Linked DNA regions of Homo sapiens: region 1 is linked to region 2. The links are chromatin loops, found by intact Hi-C in ENCODE. Cell type or tissue: mammary epithelial cell. All regions are shown on one strand.

The links. Hi-C counts contacts between places; a loop is a spot of excess contacts. Peaks named below come from ENCODE experiments on the same cell type or tissue, not always from the same donor. Only the 100,000 strongest peaks of a DNase experiment are listed, where the experiment ranks them.
Region 1: it touches region 2 in a loop (2.8-fold over the local background); 1 of 110 quality-filtered maps calls a loop at or near these places.

What each region holds. Positions count from the first base shown.
Region 1 is chr12:28,110,487-28,118,486 of GRCh38, forward strand. All of the region lies in intron 1 of LOC105369710 (a long non-coding RNA gene), which reads right to left. Among named protein-coding and RNA genes, the nearest start is that of CCDC91, 76 kb to the right of the region's middle. In mammary epithelial cell, no CTCF peak of the experiment used is centred here; a DNase peak (open chromatin) is centred at 4,165.
Region 2 is chr12:28,029,910-28,037,909 of GRCh38, forward strand. No RefSeq gene overlaps it. Among named protein-coding and RNA genes, the nearest start is that of PTHLH, 61 kb to the left of the region's middle. In mammary epithelial cell, no CTCF peak of the experiment used is centred here; DNase peaks (open chromatin) are centred at 3,212, 3,332, 3,832 and 5,822; H3K27ac peaks cover 4,193 bases.

The sequences.
Region 1 (8,000 bases), 81 kb after region 2:
TTCAAGCCTGGCGAAGCCCAGCTCTTCTTTATCTGGGTCAATATTACTTATGTTAGAAGTATAGTCTAATAGCAAGAGCTTCCCTGGACCGAGTTTGGTAAAAAGAAGAAGGGGAAGATAAGGCCGAATGAGGAAATACAAACACAAAGATAAGTCATATTACCAGGAAGCAGTCTACTGGTACAACAGGTTAGAGGGGAAAGCAGGCATTGAGAGAAGCCCTGAAATATCAACTTCTGTTAGCTAGGGAGAAGTAACCCTGTACTCACACACTAGTATCCCAAGGAGAATTCCTGCCAGTCTAGAATATAGCCCTCACCTCCCTCAAAGTATCACACTATAAAGAGCTACTTCAGGAAGAAGTAACTTCATTCAAATAGGAGGTGATTTTTTTTAAAGAACTTACATAGAATTATCCAAATATGATATAAGGAAAAAAAAAGAAAAGGAATGGCAGGTAATAAACCCTCACCAGATAAATATTTCTACAGAGTTCTTTAAAAACTGTGAGCAAGTTACTTACCATGAAATTTTAAATGTTAAGAAGTTAATGCTTCTATAAAATAGGAATTCTAAGCATAGACACGAGAATGTAGAAAATAGGGTGAGGCAACAGAATACAATGAAAATTGGACTGGCAAGCTCAAAAGAAGTGAAAGGGAAAAATAAAACCATCATAAAAATAAAGGCCATGTTTGAAGCAGCACACAGAACAGACATACTAAAAACACAGTAAGACGTATGGAATATTATAAAGGGAGCAAAATAGAATAGAAAGTTAAAAGGAGATTTAAAAAATTAAGAAGGAAATGATAGATGTGGAAAACAGATATGAAAGATCCAATATACAGAATATCGAACTTAAAAAGAATGTTGTCCTCAAGAACATAAATTGTGGAAGAAGAAAAATATTTAAAGATGTAATTAAAGAAAAGTTTATAGCAGTATAAGTAGCCTCAGATGTGTTGATTGAAGGAGTGCACATAGCAGGGCCTTAAAAAAATAACTTTAAACAATGAACACAGAGACATATTCTAGTAAAGTTTCTGGGCTTTAAATATAAAGAAAAAATATTTGGGCTTCCATTCAAAAAGATAATAAGTTTATACAAAGAGTGAATACTAGAACAGAAAAAAGAAATACTTTCAAAGATCTTTTTAAAAAGTATAAACTAAGAATTTAATGCCTATCCAAATTTATTTATTAATGGGAGAAAATTCTCTGGAAGAAAATTTTTAGTCAACCAAGAACTGAATGGAGAGAGGGAAAAAAAGTACTGGAATGGTACATTGGCTCCATTTAACTGCCAAACCCAAACTTAGAAAATGCAAGGGAGAGTATATTTGTCAGTATAGATTTAAATATTTAAAACACTGAAAATGTAAACCAGCAACTAACAGAAAAGACAAACTTAAACTTGTTAAAAGACAAATGACTGAGGAAAACATGCTCAGTCTCACTAATAAGAAATGAAAAAACAGTGATATACCATTTTTTTAACTTATCAGATTAACAAAGATCAAAGAGTTTGAAGTTATACAATTGGTGAGAAAGTGTGGGACATATAAACTTTTATACACTGCTTTTGGGAGTATAACTTATGGAAAACAATTGTGAAATATCTATAAAATAGGAAGTGCCTATAATCTTTGGCCTACCAATTCATTGTTAGAAAATTATTCTACAAAAATACTCCAATGTTTGCAAACTACTTATGTCCAAGGGTATTTATTTCAGTGTTGTTGGTAATAGCAAAATATTGAAAATAACCCGAATGCACATCTTTATGGGACTAATTAAATAAATTTTATAACATATACAACGAAATACTATGCAGTCATTAAATATAATGAGGCAGCTCTGTATGTAATGTTATGAAGCAATCTCCAGAAATATTAAGCAAAGTCTGTATAGAACAGTTCAAGAAGTACATGGCAATGATACATAAAAAATAATGAGACAAACAAAAAGACATAGAAAGTATCAAACACAGGATAAACATCTCTGTGAAAAAGAAATTCAATAGAATGAAAATGACAGAAGTTATGGGCCTACTGGAATCCCAGATTAGAAGCCCATTCCAGGAGATGGCATAGTTTAGGAGTTGAATGTGACCTGTGTAAGATTGCCTGGGGTCAAATCTTAGTGTGTCTGTGCATTAGCCATATGAGACAAGTCTCGTAGCTTCTTAATGAGATGAGTTGAAGATATTGTAAAATATACAGCATGCAATTATTAAACAAAAGACAGCTGCTGTATTAATATTAGTATCAGGCTAGATAGAATTTATAGCAAAAAGTACTAATAGAAAGGAAGACTTACATCACATAGTAATGAAAGTAATGATCCATGAAGAATGTATGTTATGAACTTCTATATAGTTAACAACATAATTTAAAATGATATTCAACAGACAAAATATAAAAGGGTTAGAGTTGCTTCAGCTGAAGAAATTTATGTAGCTCTATACCCCCCAAATAAAAATATACATTCTTTTCAAGTACATATGAAATATTAATTTTGAAAAATTGATCATGTTCTAGGTCACCAAGAACTTCTCAATAAATTATAAGATATTAGTGTTATACAGACCACATTCTGTGACCACAATGCTAATTGTGGTTTTTGCCATTGAAAGTAATGGCAAAAACCGCCATTACTTTTGCCACTGAAAGTAATGGCAGAAACCGCAATTACCTTTGCACCAACCTAATAAATAAGAAATCAACATTGAACAGTGGTTTTAAAGAATCCATATATGTTTGGACTTTAAAACATATTTTATGCTTTAGGAAAATATTTAAATATAAATAACAATGAAAATAATACTGAGGGATACAGCAAAGTACATGATGGCAAAAATAGAACCTTTAACAGAATTAATGAAAAGACTTAAAATAAATCAGTTAAGTGTTAAACTCAGAAAGTTAGAAAAATAATAACAAAGAAAACAAAAACATATATCTACTCTAAGGAAATAACAAAGAACATAAATTAATAAGTAGAAAATAAACAATAGAGAGAAATAATAAAGCTAAAAGCTGGAGCTTTGATGAAAGCTTCCTGAAAATAAAAAGGACAAGTAATTGGTAATAAAAGGAAACAAATATAGATATTACAGATATTACAAATAATAGGAACATACTGTGCCAATAGAAAATTTAGATGAAATGATAATTTCCTAGGAAAATAGAAGTTACCAAAATTGACTGGAGAAAAAATAGAAAACATTAATAAACCAATAACTATGAAATAAATTAAATTGTTAGGAGTCTTCTGCCCCCAAACAGTAAGCCAAGACAGCCTACATGTGTGTTTTATCAAACTTTCTAAAGATAAAAATCTGCTCTTTTATAATAATTACATTTCAGATTTTAAAAAAAGAAGAAAAGCGGCCGGGCACAGTGGCCCATGCCTGTAATCCCAGCACTTTGGGAGGCTGAGGCAGGCAGATCACCTGAAGTCAGGAGTTCGAGATCAGCCTGACCAATATGGGGAAACCCCATCTCTACTAAAAATACAAAATTAGCCAGGCATGGTGGCTCATTCCTGTAATCCCAGCTACTCGGGAGGCTGAGGCAGGAGAATCACTTGAACCTGGGAGGTGGAGGTTGAACTCCGTCTCAAAAAAAAAAAAAGAAGAAGAAAAGCTGGTTGGCTTAATTTGTGAGGCTAATATGCTGTTGACACGTTGACACTCAAACTAGGTAAGGACACGATAAAAAGAAAACTGTAGCATAATTCTTATGTGAATATAAAATCAAAAATTTAAAATAAAATATTAACAAATTGAGTTCTTTTATGTATTAAAAATACACATCATATTCTAGTAGTATTTGTTCTAAGAATGTAAAGCTGTTTTAATGTCAGAAAACCTATCAACCATATTAGCACATAATCAAATCATAGATGCAGGAAAATGCAGAAAAAATAATAAAATTGATGCATTTATTTATTTAACAAACACTGATTTAGTGCCTACTATGTGTTAGGCATTACCTCGGGCATTGGGGATATAACATCTAAATAAATGGAAAAATTCTCTGACTCATGGACTTTGTATTCAAGTGGGTGAATCAGAAAATAATCAAATAAACAGAAAAACTGTATAATGTCATGAGGCAATAACTGCTCCAAAGAGCAACAAAACCAAGTAATAAGATAGAATGTGATGAAGCATGCTACTCTGAGCAGACACCTGGCTGAAGTGAGGGAGTGAGACACACATATTTTCAGTGAGAGAGCACATCAGGCAGAGAGAAATGTGAGTGCAGTAACGACAAGACAAGATTTTGCTTGGATCAAGGATCAAGGAAGAACATTTAGAAGCCTGCTTGGCAGGCATGAGGAGCAGTGATGTGGATGGCAGGGTTGAGCAAGAGAAAAGAGATGAGATGGGAGAGATTGCTAGAACTCAGATCATGTGGGATTTTGTATCCCAAAGTAAGGACTTTGGATTTTATTCTAAATGTGATGGGAAAACTTTGGAGGGTTTTCAGAAGAGGAGTGACATGATCTGGTTTGTGTATGTGTTGCTTTTGTTTGTTTGAGACAGGGTCTTGTTCTGTTGCCCAGGCTGGAGTGCAGTGGTACAGTCTTGGATCACGGAAGCCTCAACTTCCTGGGCTCAAGCATCCTCCCACCTCAGCCTTCTGAGTAGCTGGGATTACAGGTGCACGCCATCACACCCGGCTAAGTTTATTTTTTTGTAGAGACGATGTCTCACTATATTGCCTAGGCTGGCCCCGAACTCCTGGACTCAAGCTATCCTCCCCCACCAGCTGCCCAAAATATTGGGTTTACAGGTGTGAGCCACTGTGCCCTTCCTGATTTGTCTTTTAAATAACCTCTCTGGCTAATATATAGATAATAATCTATACTAGGGTGAATATAATTGATATGAATCTCATGAAGATGAGACTAGGTAAGAGGGAATGGCAGTATCTCAGATGAAATTACTTGGCGGCTTGTACTAGGGTAGTTGCAGTGGTAAGAATGATTGAATTGATTTGTGGATATGATACGTTTGCAAATATATTAGTTAGGGCTATCCAGAGAAAGAGAACCAATGAGAGAGACAGAAAGAGAGAGAGAGAGATAGGTTTATTATAAGGAATTGGCTCATGCGATTACGGAGCCTGACAAGTCCCAAGATCTGCAGTTGGCAAGCTGGAGACTCAGGAAAACTGATGGTGTAATTCCAGTCTGAAGGCTGCTGGCTTAAGACCTGGGAAGAGCCAATGTTTTAATTTGAGTCCCAAGGCAGAAAAACACTGATGTCCCAGTTTGAAAGCAGTCAGGCAGGAGGAGTGACCTCTTACTTGCGGACGGTTAGCCTTTTTGTTCTATTTGGGCCTTCAGCTGATGAGATGGGGCCCATTCACATTAGTGAGGGCAATCAGCTTTACTCAGTCTACTAATCCAAATATATCAGTTGCATGCAGAAACACCCTCATAGACACACCCAGGAAAATGTTTGACCAAAATGTCTTGATACCGTGTGGCTCAGTCAAAATAGGAAGAGTACCTAAGAAAGAATATCTATGAGAAAACCTAGAGATATCACCCTTTAAATGTGAAATTTTAAGTGTTCCTAGCAGCAAGAAAAGGATACTACTATAACTACTTGTGGTCAGTAGTATGTTGAAGCTCTCATCTAACGCAATTCAAGAAGAAAGGGATTAAGTGATGTAAGATTTGAAAGAGAAGCAATAAAATTGTTCTCATTTTAAACAATGTTATTTGAAACAAAGAAAATCCAAGTGCTTTTCAACTACTGGAATGAATAAGAAAGCTTCGGAAGTTTATTAGACTCAAGTCAACATACCAAAATGATTGTCATTTCAACAAAACAATAATAACAAGCTACAAAATCAAATAGAAAAAAACCTATAAAATACCTAAGGATAGACCTAATATATGATGGTTAAGATGTCTATGGGGAAAATAAAATGTTTTTGAAGAACAAAAATAATTAGATACAGAGATACACTTCTACATTCATGAATTGTAAATATGTTAGTCCCCTCCCCCACAATATTCTAGAAACTTAATAACATTTTAACCAAAATTCAAAAGAGACTTTATGGAACTTGACAAGTGAATCCTAAAATTAATATGGAAGCACAAAGAATCAGGAAGAGTCAAAAAATCTGAAGAAGAATAAGCTGGGGGCAGGGTGAAATTGGCCTGACCAAATACATCAAGAATTTATAGAGCTATGGAAAAGCAGACAGTGTGGTATTGGCACAGGAAGAGTCAAATAAACCAAAGGAACATAATAGAAAGCCCAGAAACAGATACTTGCATATGTGCAAACTTGAAATATGACCAACGTGGCACTATAAGTCTGTGAGGAAAGGCAGGACTAGTCAATAAATGGTACTAGAACAATTGCTTAACCATATGGAAGAAATAAAATAAAATTGGATCCCATTCTCACACCATATACAAAAATAAATTCCAGATGGATTAAAGATCTAAATGTTAAAACAGCTTTTGGTAAAACAAAAAAAATATATGGACTATCTTCATAACGTTTATATGTGGAAAAATTTCTTAGACAAGACACAAAAAGTAGAGCAAAATGTTGGTAAATTTGATGACACCAAGATTTTTTTTAAACTCTTGCGTTCAACAAAGATACAAAACATAAAGTGAAAAAATAAACCATATCCTTTGAAAAGAGATTCACAACTCATATAAATGCTAAAGAATAAGCAAAATGTGAACAGGCAATTCAAGAGATAAGTAAATGAATAATAAACATATGGAAAGATCCTCACCCTACTAATAATTAGGAAGATGAAAAAGAACAGTTAGACATCATCTCCACTTGGCAAAATTTAAATTCTAACAGTATCAAGAGTTGTTATGGTTTAGAGTAACAATAGCTCTCATATACTGCTAGTAAGCATGTGAATTGGTACCACTACTTTGGAGAGCAATTTGAAATATCATAAAGTTGATGATGTTCATACTCTCCAACTTAGCAATTCTACTTCTAGATTTAGAACTTTAGGAAAAGTTCATATGTGCAGAAGGAAATTGGTGTAACAATGTTTATTGCAGCATGGTTTCTAATGAAAAATATTTAAAAACAGAAATGTCATTTAATAAGATATAGATTAGGAAATTGTGATATAGTCATATAGTGGAATTCTATATAGCATTTAAAATGTGCACTAGAGATGCTTGTGTGAAGATGAATATCAAAGAAGTAAGATGACTGAAAAAGCAAGTTGTGGAATGATACATTCAGTAATATACTATTTATGTAAACTTTTGATACCAGCAAATATAGGCACATTATGTAGTACTATCTACATTGATAGATATATGTGTCTAGTAAATATATAAATTATCCATGGGTCTTATAAAACACTAAATCTATGACTATGGTGGGATGGCAAGACAATAATGAAATCAGGAAGGAATACTCAAACAATCTCAACCGTATCTGTTAAGTTTTCAAAAAACTGGAGCAAACATTGGCATTTTCTTTTGCTTTCATACAGCTGGGTGGTGAATAGATGCAAGGGGATTCATGTTTTGCTATTTTCAGCAGAGGGCTGCCCTACCTCAGACAGAACTATTCACATCATAGTCAATGTGAAGGGTATCCTGTGGAGCTGTGTCCACAGCCTGCCTGGTAATATGAAGCAGTATGTTCTCATTTGTGTGTTTGAAATGTTTCAACATATTTTTTTAAATTTAATGAGGTGAAAAAGCAAAGCGCTTCACAGAGTGTATAGTATCCTATTATTTGTTTTATACATTTATGCTTTTACAGGCATACCATCTTTCTGGAAGAATAACAACAAATTGCTACCAGTTGTGCCTGTTGTGTTTGACGGACAAGGCAATGAGAGAGACTTGTATTTACTGTATGCTCTTTTGTGGCCGTTGACTACATTATTCATTTTTAAAATAAAATAATATCAGGTCAGCCATGGTGGCTCATGCCTATAATCCCAGCACTTTGGGAGGCCGAGGCTGGC
Region 2 (8,000 bases):
CCCATAACTTTTCAGGAGCAGGTTTCCTGGTCTATAAAACACATTGGAGCAGGGTTTTTATACCGAGGTGAGTGTAGTGTCAAGTTTAGTGACTATGAACAGAGACCTGGATCCAGCTTGTGTAAGCTCAAGTCTGGCAGTGTTATTTCACAGCTTTGTGACCTTCAGCAAATCACTTAGCCCAGCACTGCAGTTTTGATTGAATAGATTTAAAACCTATCTCATAGATTGTTGTGAGGACTAAATGAGTTAATATTTAGAGCCTGACATCCAATAAATGCTACACAAAGAAGCGTTCCTGTTGGTGGGAGTGTGAATTAGTTCAACCACTGTGGAAGACAATGTGGCAATTCCTCAAAGACCCGGAGGCAGAAATACCATTTGACCCAGCAATCCCATTACTAGGTATGTGCCCAAAGGAATATAAATTATTATTTTACGAAACTTATTCATTATGCATGTGTATGTTCATTGCAGCATTATTCACAATAGCAAAGACATGGAGTCAACCTAAATGCCCATCAATGGTAGACTGGATAAAGAAAATGTGGTACTTATACACTGTGGAATACCATGCAGGCATAAAAAGGAACGAGATCATGTCCTTTGCAGGGACATGGATGAAGCTAAGGCCACTATCCTCAGCAAACTAACGCAGGAATAGAAAACCAGATGTTGCATGTTCTCATTTATAAGTGAAAGCTGAATGATGAGAACACATGGACACATGGTGGGGAAAACACCCACTGGGGCCTGTCAGAGGGTGGACTTTGGGGAGGAGGGAGAGCATCAAAAAGAATAGCTAATGGATGCTGGGCTTAATACCTAGGTGATGGGATGATTTGTGCTGCAAACCACCATGGCACACATTTAACTATGTAACAAACTGGCACATCCTCCACATGTACCTCTGAACTTAAAATAAAAAATAATAAAAAAGAGAAGTGTTGGCCAGGCGCGGTGGCTCACTCCTGTAATCCCAGCACTTTGGGAGACCAAGGCGGGCAGATCACGAGGTCAGGAGATGGAGACCATCCTGGCTAACACAGTGAAACCCCATCTCTACTAAAAATACAAAAAATTAGCCAGGCATGGTGGCACTTGCCTGTAGTCCCAGCTACTCGGGAGGCTGAGGCAGGAGAATGGCCTGAACCCAGGAGGCGGAGCTTGCAGTGAGCTGAGATCGCGCCACTGCTCTCCAGCCCGGGCGACAGAGCGAGACTCCGTCTCAAGAAAAAAAAGAGAAGTGTTCCCTATCGTCACTACTTTTGCACTTTCTGAAACCCAGTTCTGCAAAGACATAATTGGAATATCATTTTAAAGTGTGTTGATTATTAAAAATAACAAGCAAAGATATGCTACATGTCAACATGCAACACACTGACAACTTTTCAATTTGTGCTACCTGTTTAACTTTGCTTTGTATAGACATGGGACAAAGTTTCTTCTGCCACATTTTCTTGCAAATGTATTAATATTGATTAAGAGTGCTGGTGTTTCTTACAATTCAGGCCTACACATGTATCCCCAGTGCAGAATTGTACAGGACACTACACTATTGTAGAACAGATGTGAGAGCCTTAATTAAACGGCAAGAAAGCCAGACAGGCTCAGGTGCTTTAATATCTGATGTTGGGAGAGTTGAGCAATAAAAAGTGGGCCACTAGCATGTCACATACCACATACACATATGTATGTCATATAATAGAGAGTTTTTATGCCCTTCATAAATTTTGATGCTTCTTATATGACTTTTGCATTTGTCATAAAGAATATGTTAGATATGGTTAGTGATTTGACGTGAAAACAGCCTGCTTTTTTTTTTTTTTTTTTTTTTTGAGATGGAGTCTCACTCTGTCACCAGGCTGGAGTGCAGTGGCATGATCTCGGCTCACTGCAACCTCTGCCTCCCGCTTCAAGCGATTCTCCTGCCTCAGCCTCCTGAGTAGCTGGGACTACAGGCACACGCCACCACGCCTGGCTAATTTTTGTATTTTTAGTAGAGACGGGATTTTACCATGTTGGCCAGGATGGTCTCAATCTCCTGACCTCGTGATTCGCCTGCCTTGGCCTCCCAAAGTGCTGAGATTACAGGCGTGAGCCACCGTGCCCAGCCTGCTTTTCCTCTTATAAGCCTCTTGGTTGGTCTAATTAGAAAGAATTCTGAGCTTATAAAGGGGACTGCTAAAATATCAGCAACAAGCTATCATTCATGACTACTTCATGTGAATCAATTTCCCCAGTACTATGAAACCAAAATGAGTTAAAAAACTAGCTGGATGCTGAGGCTTATATAAGAATGCTACCCTCATTCTCAATATCATTCTTTTTTGTGGTTATTAAAACGGCCTTATTTTTTCATTGATTGAGTTAATAATAAATGAGTATTATGAATTTGTATTTACAAAATATAATTACACTGACAAAACAGAGCTTTTGTGTAGTCTGTAACTGGGTGACTGACCTACCTGTTTTACCAGGGACTGTCCCAATTCTTGCCTTAAAGTCCTTAATTCTAAAACCCCTCTGTTGTTCTGGTCAAACTGGGATGTCCAGTCACCCTGTCTATATATTAGAGCGCTGTGTAGGATTTAGTTTGAAAAAAGGATTTTGCGGCTAACATTGTCTTAAAAGCACTGAGATAGATGGTCTGTGTGGTGAGCAAATAATTTGTTGTTCAAACCAGGACACCCTGGAGAGTGAAGGGGCATGAACCAGGTGAGAAGCACACATGCTATCTCTAAGTTTCCTCCCTATTCTGAAAGGCTAGTACACTCTTTGATTGCAAGGTAAGTAAAAACCTTTTAGTAGAAATCATTCTGGATATTTCACACCACTTTATGCTACAGGATCACTGATCTGAGCATAAATTCACATTTTTAACTTGATAATAAATATAGAAGATAAACAAGATGAGTCAGAAAAGAATACTTGCGAATACCTGGTTAGACCTGGGAACTGGTTGGTTAAAAAGATGAATCCCTAATGTCAAATGACTTTCTTGTGATTCACTTCATTTCTCGTGGAAGCTAAATGAAAAGCAAAAATGTTAATTGATGGTTGTGGTAAGTCAGGCTCCAGTTGACTAAGGTTTTCTTTTGTCTAAACCCATCTCCAGGGTGAATAAATAGAACTACTCCGTGAAAGAACAAAATTGATGTGGTCTGTTACCTCTGGATCATCTCAAGGAACAATACTTTCAAAGCCTAGCAACTTGCAAACTTCCTGTCTGAGAAGGATTGGTGGTAGGGGGATGCTTGGGAACATAACACCCCTGCCCCACACACCCCACACCAGCTGCTTAGAAGGCAGGAAGCAGGATCCAGGCCTCCAGGAAATGTGCTTTATGGGATCTTGTCCACACATATTTGGGTCTTCAGCAACCTGTCCTAACCTGCTTTATTTTAGTGACTGTTACTAACTTTTTAAGCTCTGAATCAGCAAACTCTCTCCCCCACTTTTTTTTTCCCCTGAGGACATTCAAAGATCATCCAGCCCACTTTAGTTAAAGTAGAAATAGTGGCATGGTGGCTGTGGGTCTGGTGGTGTCACTTCAAAGCAAATGAGATACCCTTGATGATTCTGGCAAGGTGTGGTCTCCCACTGTCGGTCTCTCCCCCATATATGATGAAGGTACTTTTTAGGTGGTAAAGGAATGTCCTTGCCCAGTGGTAGTTAGGTGTAAATACTCTACATTTTATATTTTTTCTTTTCATGTTGAATATCAAACGTGGTATAAATGATGAAACCGATCACTGCATTATTCCCAGGCCTTTTACTTAGTGTGTCTCTGCTGTTAGCATTTGCATGGATCTGTGTCATCATTCTGATTCATCCTGCTGAATAATCTATCATTTCTGCTCCCTTTTCCCCATCCTCCAACATCCTACTCAGGGCTGTTTCAGGTGATTCTGAGACCCATTGTATCTTCTACAGATGAAGCACTTTCCTGAAATTCCTGGATATAGTCTTCTGATCAGTGGATTTAAGCAATGTACATGAAGTTTATATGCGGATTTAAGTCTATGGATTTAAATGATGGAGAGCATCCTTTTTTTTTTAATGGCTAGTAATTGGGCTATTAGTAGGACCATGATGAAAACAGGGAGGGGGCTTGTTTTAAATAGTTGCATGTAAACACACACTAGAACTTTCATGTTACTTAAGGTCACATTGCTGGCTGAACAGATCACAGATACTAAAAACCACTCCTGTTTACTGAGTGACCATGTTCTACACAATTTATATTTATAACTCATTTTATCCTCAGAGCCACTCTATGAGGTAGGTATATTTATTGCTCCCACAGAATTTAGGGACCTTATACAAGTTCTCCCAACTGGCCAGTTGTAGAGCTACCACAGTGAACTCCTCTAGTTTACTTGAGGCTGGAGAGGGCTCTCAAAATATGAAACTTCCAGAGTTAAGACTGGCTAAGTCCTTGGCGAACTGGGATGAGTTGGTCTCTTTCTAGGTAGGACCAGGCTCTGAATCCAGGAAGTCAGGCTTCAGAGGGTACACTGCTAATGATCATGTTATATTGCCTGTCATGGATGACTTCAACAGTAAGTCACAGTTTGCAATGGGCATGCCTCAGCTTTTTCCCAAAGTAAATATTCAAGAGCTTGAATAAGCCATTAATATTAGGGTAGGCTTGGGAGCATCCTCATTGACAGGGCTTCCCTGCTTCCCTTTTTAGTTGTATAAGCCTGAGCATGTAAAGTGTTCTTATGTAAGTCAACTCAAAATTATTATTTCCCCCTTCAGGTTGTAATTTCTTGAATCCCTTCTCTTGTTTTTCCTACTTGCAAACCCCAATTTCTGAAGCTTAGTGTTTCCAAGCACCACTTTATCCCCATCTAAGGAGAGAGCTTTTATAAAGTTGCTCTGTGCCATAGAACTCTGCTGTATCAGGTGGAGCATTCTGGCTATCTGTGACTTTAATCTTCTGGTTTACATGATTAAGAGTACAGAAAATTTACAGGTTTTCTTTTAAATCCCTAAAAGAGAGGGCCAACAGGCTTTCTTTCTTCTCTAAGAGCAGAAAGAAATTCTGAGCTCTGAATTGGAGCTAATGATTTTCCCAAGGAGGACTCTCGTACAGTCTCCTTAAAGACCCAAACTTTACTTGAATATCTCCCATGATGGGGTTCTTGGGAGCCCACAAGGCAACCCTTTACTTGCAGAAAGGAGTAATCATGACAAAGTTCTTCCTTAGATTGTATTGTGCTAAGATTTGTCCCTCTGCACCGTCATCAATTCACTCTCCTACTTTCTGAAGCAAACTTCTCTTTCAGATATATGAAGGCCGCTTACATGTTCCCCTTTAACTTTTTCTTCTCTAGACTAAAGATCCTAGTTCCTTTACTTGTTCCTCTACATCAGTGGTTTTCACATTTTTTTTAAAAAATTAAATCTTAGGTTGAAATGATAGGATGAAACCAGTGTTTAACTAGTGTAAAATATTTCCTTACTATAAAGTCAGTTAAGGATAGTCATGGGACTATACATTAAGAACAAAAACACTGACACAAAGCTTGTAGATAATTACTGCAAATTTGCATCAACATCCGGTTATTGTTTGTATTGAGGAAATCTTGAGATGCAAATAGTGTCAGTTTTTTTAAAGCAGCTTCCCTTGCAACCTTAAGGTTGTCTTTAATTAAACTGATATAAACATTTGAAAGAGGATTACTAGGACATTTTTGTTTGAAAATTTAACTGCTAATAATACGTATCAACTGCTTACTTTTCTTATGCTACATACATAAATCACACAGGGAGCTTACATTATGTGCCAAAGCTGTCTTTAACATGATGTCACCATGACTCAGCATGTCATGGTAGTCTCTTCTTTTTATATAATTGATTATTATATGTAAGGGCATGCACTGAACACACACACCAGAGCCTTATTTGAGATTTATTTGTGTGTGGCATACATCTCCTCAACAATCTGCACAGAAAGAGCATGCCCATAACTTTATGTAATAAGCAAATATACATGCAGGACTGCATTTACATGTGGGTGTTTATAATTCTAAGTTATTTTTATTCTCTCCTTTGCTACTTTCTACATTTTCAGAATGTTTCTTAATAAGCATATTACATATTAACTTTACTCCCAGAAATTATATATTTTTAGTTTTAATTATCAGTATATGCATGTCTTAATACTCTAACGATAAAAAAAAATTGTCGCTGGGTGTCGTGGCTCATGCTTGTAATTCCAGCACTTTGGGAGGCTGAGGCAGGCAGATCACTTGAGGTCAGGAGTTCAAGATCAGCCTGGCCAACATAGTGAAACCCCATCTCTACTAAAATACAAAAATTGGCCGAGCATGGTGGCATGCACCTGTAATCCCAGCTACTAGGGAGGCTGAGGCAGGAGACTCACTTGAACCCGAGAGGCGGAGGTTGCAATGAGCCGAGGTTGTGCCACTGCACTCCAGCCTGGGCGACAGAGTGAGACTCTGTCTCAAAACAAAAACAAAATTGTCAAACAAGAAATTACAGAGAAAATCACTAATATCACTTATAGGCAAGGTTATGGGAATGTTTCTTCCTACTGCTTTTCCAGGTTTTCTTATAAAGATATGTAATTTATTTTGATAATCCATTAATCTTTATTTAATGGGATAAAGTTAAAGAATTACTACCAAACATAGACATTTTAGGCAGGATGCTATTTTTAAAAATACTATTGCAAAACTGCAGTAGTTCTGATGATATTTTCAGATAATTAAAATATACACACAGTGATATTAGGAGAAGCATTGTTCTGAGATCTACACAATGATGGTATAACAGGGCAGTGCAAGTTAGTGAAATGAAAGCCTGCAATGGACTGAATTTTGATATCCAATATATTTGAATGTTTACATATATTTTTAAAACATTTAAAATATAGCCTAGAGTAAAATTTAAATTAAGGCATTTGCAGAACTCCAAAATATCACTATGTAACCTAATTTGAAAACCTACAATCTATTAATATAGTATAAAATATCTATTGTGCAGATTTTGTTCAACATCTGCAGAACAAATAACCTTAATTGTGTTTTGTACCTCTTGGCATAATTTTAGGTTATGGAGCATGTTGATTTGCTAGGGCTGCCGTAACAAAGTACCTTAGTCTGAGGGGCTTATGCCATAGCAGTTGATTGTCTCAGAATGTTGGAGGTGAGAAGTCGGAGATCAAGGTATCGTCAGGGCTGGTTTCATCTGAGGCTGCTCTCCTTGGCTTGTAGATGGTTGTCTTCTTCCTTTGTCTTCATGTGGTCTTCCCTCTGTACATGTGGCTGTGTCAAGACTTCCTCTTCATGTAAGAGCACCAGTCATATTGAATTAGGGCCCATCTTAATGACCTCATTTTAAATTAATTACCTCTTTAAGACCCTATTTCCAAATGTGGTCTTATTATGAAGTACGCTGGGTTAGGACTTTAATATATGAATTTTGGAAGAAGACAATTCATCTCATAACATGGAATTTCATAATTTTCTATATCCTTGTTAAAGAAACATCTTTCTTTTATAGAAAGAAATATCTCAATCTTTAGTTAGTTATGTATTTATGTGTAGACACATTTATAGAAATAAATGTAAATGTATTTATGTGTCACATATTCTGCACTCATATTAAATTGTTAAATATCTTCAAAGAATCATTTGACATTTTAAGAAAAAAAACTGTTTTGGGGGGTTCTGGAATGACTTCACCTTTGGCTATTTGCAATTATCACATGGACTTGTGTAAACCATACAGTATCAAGTTAAAAGAAAATAAGATCAATGGTTAGAAAAATCAGAACAGATGCTCATTAGATTCATCGAAGTCAGAATTAACTCCACCTTTCAAATTTTGTGGGAATTGTGTTTAACATCTGCAGAACAAAGCAAATATATTTAATTCACCACAGCCTCTAGTTTATAGTTCAAATTTGGCCTCTCTGATCTATTATATTTGTGCTAAAAAGCTAAGGAAGTAAGTTATAAAAA